2 separate regions of the Homo sapiens genome follow, and region 1 is linked to region 2. Evidence: chromatin loops called from intact Hi-C (ENCODE). Cell type or tissue: B cell. All regions are shown on one strand. Each heading gives the region's core, and the rest is flanking DNA. Links, peaks and the distances in the headings are about the cores only.

What was found. A loop is a pair of places that touch in the nucleus more often than their neighbours do. Peaks named below come from ENCODE experiments on the same cell type or tissue, not always from the same donor. Only the 100,000 strongest peaks of a DNase experiment are listed, where the experiment ranks them.
Region 1: it touches region 2 in a loop (10-fold over the local background); 1 of 110 quality-filtered maps calls a loop at or near these places.

What each region holds. Positions count from the first base shown.
Region 1 is chr10:1,575,420-1,579,808 of GRCh38, reverse strand. The region is part of intron 1 of ADARB2 (adenosine deaminase RNA specific B2 (inactive)); the gene reads left to right. Among named protein-coding and RNA genes, the nearest start is that of ADARB2-AS1, 51 kb to the right of the region's middle. In B cell, for the core only: no CTCF peak of the experiment used is centred there; a DNase peak (open chromatin) is centred at 2,238; H3K27me3 peaks cover 343 bases.
Region 2 is chr10:1,486,839-1,491,227 of GRCh38, reverse strand. The region is part of intron 1 of ADARB2 (adenosine deaminase RNA specific B2 (inactive)); the gene reads left to right. Among named protein-coding and RNA genes, the nearest start is that of ADARB2-AS1, 38 kb to the left of the region's middle. RefSeq lists a silencer at 1,791-1,957 and an enhancer at 2,100-2,149. In B cell, for the core only: a CTCF peak has its summit at 2,238; DNase peaks (open chromatin) are centred at 1,223 and 1,937; H3K4me3 peaks cover 359 bases; H3K27ac peaks cover 1,031 bases.

The sequences.
Region 1 (4,389 bases), core at 205-4,204, 89 kb before region 2:
AAGTGTGATGAGGGTTTGGGATGAGAAGTCACCAGCGGTAACCTCAGAGGTGTCAGTTGGGGCCAAGGAATTCGCCTTCTGTTGAGAAGTTCGTCCTTCCTCTTTCTCACATGATAAACTAGCATATTTAAATCAACTAGCTCAGATTTGGAGTCTTTATTTTATTTTTTAGGAAGTATTTCTGCTTCACTTAGAAAAGTGAGATGCTCTGTGTCTGTGACATGCTGCCTCACTGGAGAGTATTTTAGAGTCCCTTCCACCCCTTGACTGTCAAATCAGAAAGGGATCGCTTTCATTGAGCGCCTGTTTCCTCATGTACTCTTTACAGCTGAGTCACAATCTCTCAAATCATAGTCAACAATTCTCTTGATTCCGACCAACTGATGATTAACTTGCTGTTATGTGCATACTATAATTTCTCCATTTTCATCTTTCTTTAAAAAATGCAGAAATTACATGATTCAGCGGCACACATAACCATGTGGCTGAGTCTAACGCAGGCAATCGTAGGAGGATGTAAATTGTGCCTTCTATTCATTGTGTGGTTTTGCCAGGGCTCTAAGCCTCATGGGAAACAGTGTATTTGCCCTCGAACAGGTGACCGACATTCCCAGATGACAGGTCTGTGACCGCTGAGCATCTTCACCTGCCTGACTCTAAGTACTTGATATAAAGCGGTGTGCTAGGAGGATGCCAGCCTATCAGAGCTGGAAGGCAGGGTAAACTGAGGCAGTGTGGGCACCTGGGGCTCTCCCACCTCGTGGTATCCTGATCCATCCCGCTCGCTATCCACCTGCCTCCTGCCCTGATGGGCCAGGCTTGCTGGTCCCTGCCCACCTCTGCCCCTGGCTGCGGCATCCTTCCTCTGTGTCCCACCCCAGACCCCAGCGCCCAGCCTCACCAGGCGCATGGGGAAGCTCTCCCAGGGCCCCAGGGAGAATGCATGAGTGTGGGCCTGTGGGTGCTGGTGGTGTTTGTAGGTGTGTGTATATGCGTGTGTGTGCATATATGGGGGGGACATGTCTGTAAACGAGTACCTGTGTGTATAAACATAGGTACCTGTGTGCGGCGTGAATGTGTGCCTGAGTCTGTGTGAGTGTGCATGAGCATGTGTGTGCACACACTTCTCTCTGTGTGTGTGTGTGTTTGGGGTAACATGGTACACAGTGTGAGCTCATGGAGAACAGTGGTTCAGCCAAGGATTTGGGTACCCGGCCCGACAGCACCCACGGCTGCCAGGGGAGCCTCCAGACCCACGCCAAGGGCCCCAGGAAGCCGAGCACTCACAGGCGGGGCTGCCTTTGCACCAGCACAGCTCCCAGCTCACTACTGCCAGTGACTTGTTCAAGCTCAAGTCTGTCCTAGAAATAAAGCCTCACGCAGGTTTCAAAGTCGCTTGCAGTGATAAAATGAAACTAAGTTGTTTATATTTTTAATTTAAAAATGTCACAATTAACATGAACTCATTAAAGAAAAATAAGAAAATTTTAGTAACGCAATATTTTTAAATGTGTATTCAAAACAGGGATGAGTGTGACTTCATGCTTTGTCACCTGCTCTTTTTTGCTGCCTGGCCCTCCTGCCTCTGCACGTGCCATCTGTTCCGCTGCGGGAAGTGCTGGGAACCCCTTAAGTTCACCTCGTTCAAATTTCCATCCTATGGGGTGGTGAAGAGGTATAAATGATATACAGCACACACCGCCTTGCTTTGCTGGGTCTGCTGAAAGAAGCCCCGCAGATGGGGTGGCTGGAGCAACTGACTTTCCTGCTTCCACAGTCCTGGAGGCTGGAGTCTGAGATCAGCGTGTCCACAGGGCTGGCTCTGCCTAAGGCTTCTCTTCATGGCTTGCAGCCACTGTCTTCTCCCTGTGTCCTCACAGGGTTGTCCCTCTGGTTGTGTCTGTGTCCTCATCTCCTCTTTTTATAAGGACACCAGGCAGATCGGATTTGTGCCCATCCTAATGATCTCATTTTATCTTAATTACCTGTTTGAAGATCCCGATCTCCAAATACAGTCACCGTCTGATGTCCTGGGGGTTAGGGCTTCAGCATGGGACTTTGGGGGACACAGCTCACATGCAGCACATTGGGCTGCTCCCTGTGTGTCGTGTGCGGCAGGGATGGTGGGGCTGCACATTCGCTCCACCCACCGTCCTTTCCCACCGTCCCCTGGGCACCACCCTCACCAGCCACAGCCACAAGGCCTTCGTACAGCCTGGCACGTTCACAGCTGCCAGCCCTGGTCGGAGGCCCTGGTCTCAATGACGTCAGTGCTAGTCTGGGGACAAGCCCCACTGCTTTTGGATAGAGTCACCAGACCAAATAAAGGAGACCTGATCAGATTCTAATTTCAATAAACAACATCCACCTTCTGTGTGCATGAGGGTATCACTGCAGCTTCTGGATGGCCTTACACCAGGATGCACCTGAGCTTCTTTCCATCCACCTCCTGTGTGCATGAGGGTATCACTGCAGCTTCTGGATGGCCTTACACCAGGATGCACCTGAGCTTCTTTCCATCCACCTTCTGTGTGCATGAGGGTATTACTGCAGTTTCCGGGACAGCTTTGCACCAGGATGCACCTGAGCTTCTTTCCACCCACCACCTGTGTGCATGAGGGTATCACTGCAGCTTCTGGATGGCCTTACACCAGAGCGCACCTGGGCTTCTTTCCTTGCTGTGTCTGAGCCACCCCAGGCCTAGGGCTCTACAAGGTGGAGAAAGTTGGAGGGTCCTTCGTGAGAACTGCACTGAATCTGTTCAATCAGCCATGGGAACCCAAGGGGACAGCAACCACTGCACCTGCTGAGCCTCCCCGGGCCAGCAACCTACCCAGAGCCTGAGGCCCGCTGTCACCCAGCCCCAGCCCCTTGGAGACACCTCACTGCCTCCAAGACCAGAAGGGGAACTGAGGCTTGGAGAGGGCAAGCAGCTGCTGCCCCAGGGCCACACAGCAGACTGAATCGCACTTGACGAAGTCCACACGCCCCTCCTCATCCTCCACCTTCAATGTGTTTTGCAGCCATTGTCCCCAAGGGCCTTTCCTTGAGAGACCCTGGGGATGTGGGTTTCAGGGCTCAAAGCTTCAGGAAACACAGCTGCTCCATCTCCAACTGGAGGGTGCACAGCGCCCCTCCGCTCACTACAGACTGATGATCACCTGTCTCCAAACGGGGGTTGCACAGTGCCCCTCACCCACTTGAGACCGAAGATCGCTGGATGGAGACACAGACCTAGCACTGCTTATCCCTGGGGTCCCACCTGCAGTTCACGGGACCCTCAGTCCTCTCGGCTCCTGCCAGCACCACAGAACCATAGCATGAACTGCTGCTACCGTATTTGCAGGAAGTCCAGCAGGGAGAGCCCTCCTGCAATGGCCCCTGAGCCCCTCCAGTGATCCTGAGCCCCCTCCTGTGACTCTGAGCCCCCTCCTGTGACCCTAAGCCACTTCCTGTGACCCTGAGACCCATCCTGTGACCCTGAGACCCATCCTGTGACCCTGAGCCCCTCCAGTGATCCTGAGCCCCCTCCTTTGACCCTGAGCCCTACAGTGACCCTAAGCCACCTCCTGTGACCCTGAGACCTGTCCTGTGACCCTGAGCTCCTCCAGTGACCCTGAGACCTGTCCTGTGACCCTGAACCCCCCTCCTGTGACCGTGGACCCCCCTCTTGTGACCCTGGGCCCCCTCCTGTGACTCTGAGCCCCCTCCCGTGGCCCTGAGCCCCCTCCTGTGACCCTGGGCCCCCTCCTGTGACCCTGACCCCCCCGCCGAGTGGCCCTGGGCCCCCTCCCATGGATCCTGAACTTCCCTTTAGTGACCCTGAGCCCCCTCCCATGGCCCCGGAGTACCCCTCCCATGCGCTTTGTGCTCTGCAGCTATAGGTGCCCCTCTCTGACTTGAGGGGCTTCATGGGCTCTCTGACAGGAAGGGTTTCCTGAGCAATGTGCAGTGGAGGAGGGATGCAGGTGGACTGGGTTGAGCTGATTCAGAAACGACCCTGGCACTGCCCCAAGGCCAGAGCCAAACCGCCAGGCTCTCTCGGTCTCTGTGACCCCATCTGGAAACCATGGAGCTTGACCACAGGGGGATCCCACAGAGTCCCCCAGCTGAACCTCCCACCCTCCTCCACCCCAGGGCCAGAGAGGCGCAGGAGCAGGTGGGGAGGAGGCTGAGGACTGAGGGAGAGAGAGGGTGGCTGTGCACAGAGCCCCTCAGAGCAGCGTCTGCACGCATGTGTCTCCAGTGTGTGCAAACAGGAAGGGGCTCCAGGGCCCCTCTGACCCGGCAGTGCTGGTGCTGAGTGCTGCATGCCCATCTGCTTACTTTTCTCCCATGTCTCTGCTATGAAATGTGCTGCTTTGGCATCTTTAAGACCCATTATTCTCC
Region 2 (4,389 bases), core at 252-4,251:
GTGTGGTGGCTTACACCTGTAATCCCAACTACTTGGGAGGCTGAGGTGGGAGGATTGCTTAAGCCTGGTTGAGGCTTGTGTGAGCCATGATCATGCCACTGCCCTTCAACCTGGGCCACAGAGCAAGAGTCTGTCTCTTAAAAAATAATAACAATTAAATAAATACATAAACAAAAAGAAATTATAAAATTGTGAGGACTGCAGAAGGCATTTCCTCTGGCCAGTTACTTTTTCATTGTTCCTAAGAGATATGAAGCACCTGCCATGATGTGGACTTCAAGGTCCTCTTCCTTCAGCATGGTAATCCTGTAAGGCTTAGACATGGCATCCTATCTGCTGACGTATGTAGTTCATGAGACAACTGGGGTATGGTCCTTGGAAACAGAGAACCAAGTTCAGCTCTGGATTCTTACTTTCATGTGTATATTGTCTTGGGTGAGCCATTTAACGGCTTATTTAAAAAAACAATAGCAGGCTGGCTGTCTTGGCTCAGGCGGGTGATTCCAGCACTTTGGGAAGCCAAAGAGAGCAGATCACTTGAGGTCAGGAGTTCAAGACCAGCCTGGACAACATGGAGAAACCCCATCTCTACTAAAAATACAAAAATTAGCTGGGCAGGATGGCACACACCTGTAATCCCAGCTACTGGGGAAGCTGAGGCAGGAGAATCATTTGAACCCAGGAGGCAGAGGTTGCAGTAAGCCCTGATTGTCTCACTGCACTCCAGCCTGGGCCACAGAGCGAGACTCTGTCTCAGAAAAACAAAATTAAATTAAAATAAAAATTAAAAGCAGTAGTAAAAGAAACCTCAGAGGATTTTTTCAGTGGTCATTTGAATTAATATATTGGAACTTACCTTGTAAACAGTTAAGTGCTTTCAGATATAAGGTTATCTTAACATTTAACCTACTATTCTTAATTATTATTTCCATATAATCTATAGTATACTATTGCCTGCTATTATCATCCCATTATTGCCTTTCTGAGTGGTGGAATCCTACTCTTCCTCCAGGGCAAGTTCCCAAGGCAAGTCCTGGGTGAAGCCTTCCACTAAAGGGGCTGGCGTTAGGCTTGCTTCTTCTCCTAGGCCGTTGTTAGTGTTGCTTCTTCTCCTGGGCCTCCTGGTTTTTCATGTATTCTCTGATGACAGCATCTTGCACAGGCTCACTTACCTGACAGCTAACGTGTGCTTCTGTTTATCACAAAATTGTCAGTCAGCTGCAAGGCTGAGGTCTTTGTTGTCCGTGCACCTGTAGCAGCAGCTTGCCTAGACAGACCCTCATGATATGAAAGTATGTGGTGTATGGAGACATTTTAATTTAAATATCCCACAGTATTTTGACCCCCTCTCATTCAGGCTCACCAGATATTTCACCCAAGAGAGACACCCAAGAGTGTTTGATCCTAATATGCTAATTATTAGGATCCCTCATCCAGCATTTCTTGTATACAATTGTGTTGGAGTCTCTTCTTCCTTACATATTCTTCTTCTAGGCTTCAGAAAGTGCTGGTTTGAGAAGTTCAGAGTTCGTCTTACCTAAAGACCAGGCAGGTTGAAATAACCGTGGTGTCTTCTGCCTAATAATTGTTACTCAAAAGCATTTGCCATCTTTATAGTTTTCCCAGTGGTTTAAAAAACTCTGAGATTGACTTTGTTGTTTTTCTTCCGCTAATGCAAACAGAAAGCTCGAGACTTGCGGATCCGCTACTAATGGGCAACACATTAAGTGGCGGCTGTGAAGGTATTTGTTCCTCTGGACTCACAGGAAAATGTTAGATCAGAGGATACTGAGAACTGTGACCAGACGACTTGGGTAGATCCACTGCCCTGATTGCAGAAGCTCCCAGAAAGGCACGGTCACGCCTTGCTGAAAGGGAAGGTCAGGTGCATCCGGTGCAGAAGCTCCCAGAGAGGCACTGTCACGCCTTGCTGAAAGGGAAGGTCAGGTGCATCCGGTGCAGAAGCTCCCAGAGAGGCACGGTCACGCCTTGCTGAAAGGGAAGGTCAGATGCATCCGTGGGCCTCCACAAGTGCATGAGAAGTTGATCAATGTCTTAGAGTTTAAGTATCAGGGAGTAACTTTGGCCAAGAAATGAGCAAATTGAGAGACATTTGGCTGCAATACTTCACACAGCCGCGAGAAATCTGGCAGAAGCAAGCCTCACTGATCCGAGGTGCGCAGTCGCGCTTGCTGGCACCCGGCCAGGAGCCTGTGCCCCCTGAAGCTGCACAATCCATCTTCACCTTAGTGGAGGATGCCTTCCAATTTCTCTCAAAAAGGAGGGCAAACACTGTATAAGGTCTCCCTGATCAGATCGGAATGTGTTCCCATCTCATCCTGGTTTGCTGACCAAGAAGAAACCATCTCCTTCTAAAACCTGTCAGACGATATCGTCAAGGACCGCAGATATGCGAGCGTTTTCCCCCGAGGAAACACAGATACACGTATGCTGTTAGGGAGCATTGCTCTTCTCAGACTCGCGCAGGCCCAGAATTCACAGAGAAGACATGCATGCAGGGAGATGCAGAATATTCCAGTGTGAGGAGCGGACGTGCATTCGCCAAAAAGAAAAGTCCTCCCTTTCACGTCTCCCCAGTGTTAGGCTATTTCATGGGGTGCAGGGCTCATTGATCATTGATCATTGATCCTGCAGCCTGGCCTATATCCAGCACAGCCCATTCTTTGGTGGGAGAGAGATATCCAAGTTCTCCACCGTCCCACCAGGGCAATTTGGCCACTTGTCTATTTTCACACCAATTCAGTAATGCCCTCCCTGAAGGTCACTCTTTAGGAAAGGCCTTAATTAAGATTTCTGCCTGCAGCAAATTGTAGAAACTGTAATACATCACACCAGCAACCCAGACACAGGTCATTGGCTACTCAGACCTGCTCATGTGATGTGAGCAAATATTACCATTGTCACTTTGCTGTGGGTCATTTTTGGATGTGCTTTAAAAGGCAGTGCCAACTGTAGGATGTTTGTACATCCTTTTTTTTTTTCTTTGCCAAATCTGAGATAATGTCTGTATCTTTTCAAAGAAAATGCTTGCCTCAAAAGTCTACACTAGCTTATAAATTATGAAATAGTCAGATGCTTAAGAGAGATTTTAATACATAAAAAGTAATGGAATGGATTCTTTATATTGAGTGCTTTCTCAAAGCAAACCAAGAAACATGTAGATGACCTTCTTGGAAATTACCACAATTTATGAAAAATTTGAAGCTGATATATTAACTTTTAAATTAGTACAATGGAAAGACTCTAATTCATTGTAAATTCAACAAATTCCCTTTCATCTGTTTGTTTGTTTGTTTGTTTCCTTTTTTCTTCCTCCTCTGTGGAATCATGCCAAGCTCTCCTCACACCCGCGGCACGTGTTTTTAACTCCCAGTAGGTGAAGAGCTACCACCACACTTTTGTTTTTCTGACCACTCTTGGTTCTTCAGAGCTGTCAATCTGTATTTAGTTCACACCAGCCTGAAAACATAAATTGCAAAACAAACATCTTTTTGCACATTTTGTAATACCTAAACTTTTTCCCTAAACCATGTCCGTTCCCAAATGTCTATATTCTTTTCTTCCTGCTTTATTCCAACTACACTTTAGGAATAAGTCAGATATCCCAAGTCATGTTCCATGACCTTTATTTACCCCACCTAACCCTTGGCCCAAAATGAAGTGTGAGGCTATAGCTTCGCCCACAACCCAGGGCCGGGAGCAGGTCAGGGCAGGGCATGGGTGAGCCCACAGGGTCTCCACTCAGCAGCAGGCACCTCCTCTCCTTCCCCTCAAGAGCTATAAAGAAGTCCAGCTCCCAGACCAGCAAGAGCTTATCTTGCCAAATTCTGTTTACGAGAAGTGTGAGTGTGTGTGTGGAGAATGTTTATTTAGTCTTTTTGTTTTCACTTGTTTTCAATAACTTGCAACTGAAGAGCTCAAGTAATTTAAATGTTACTGGGGTTCCCAACCCTAATGCTGCATCAGAATCACCAGATAACTTGACAACCCTTCACCTGAGTCTCACCCAGTCGTAGATGGATTTGGTTTGACTTTCCAGGTTTGCTATCCAAGGCCTTGGCCAAGGGGAGCAGGGCTGAAATCCGGCCTCCCCAGCATCCGGGCTCCCACGGCACCCACGCGTGCAGCTGATGAGCCTCTCTGGTGGGGCCCAGGGCTCCACGACTTTCTAGAGTTCTTGCAGATAATTCTCACACACAATGAGCACTGAGAGCACAGAGGTCTGTGTGGGAGGTCTGAGTGGGAGACTTAGAACAGAGATTCGCGTGTTCTCTCTTCTTTCCTCTTCCAACCCTAAACCAGTTACATGTACTTCATCTATCTCAATTCCAGTGACGTTCACTCCTCTTGCATTTTAAATGTGGGACT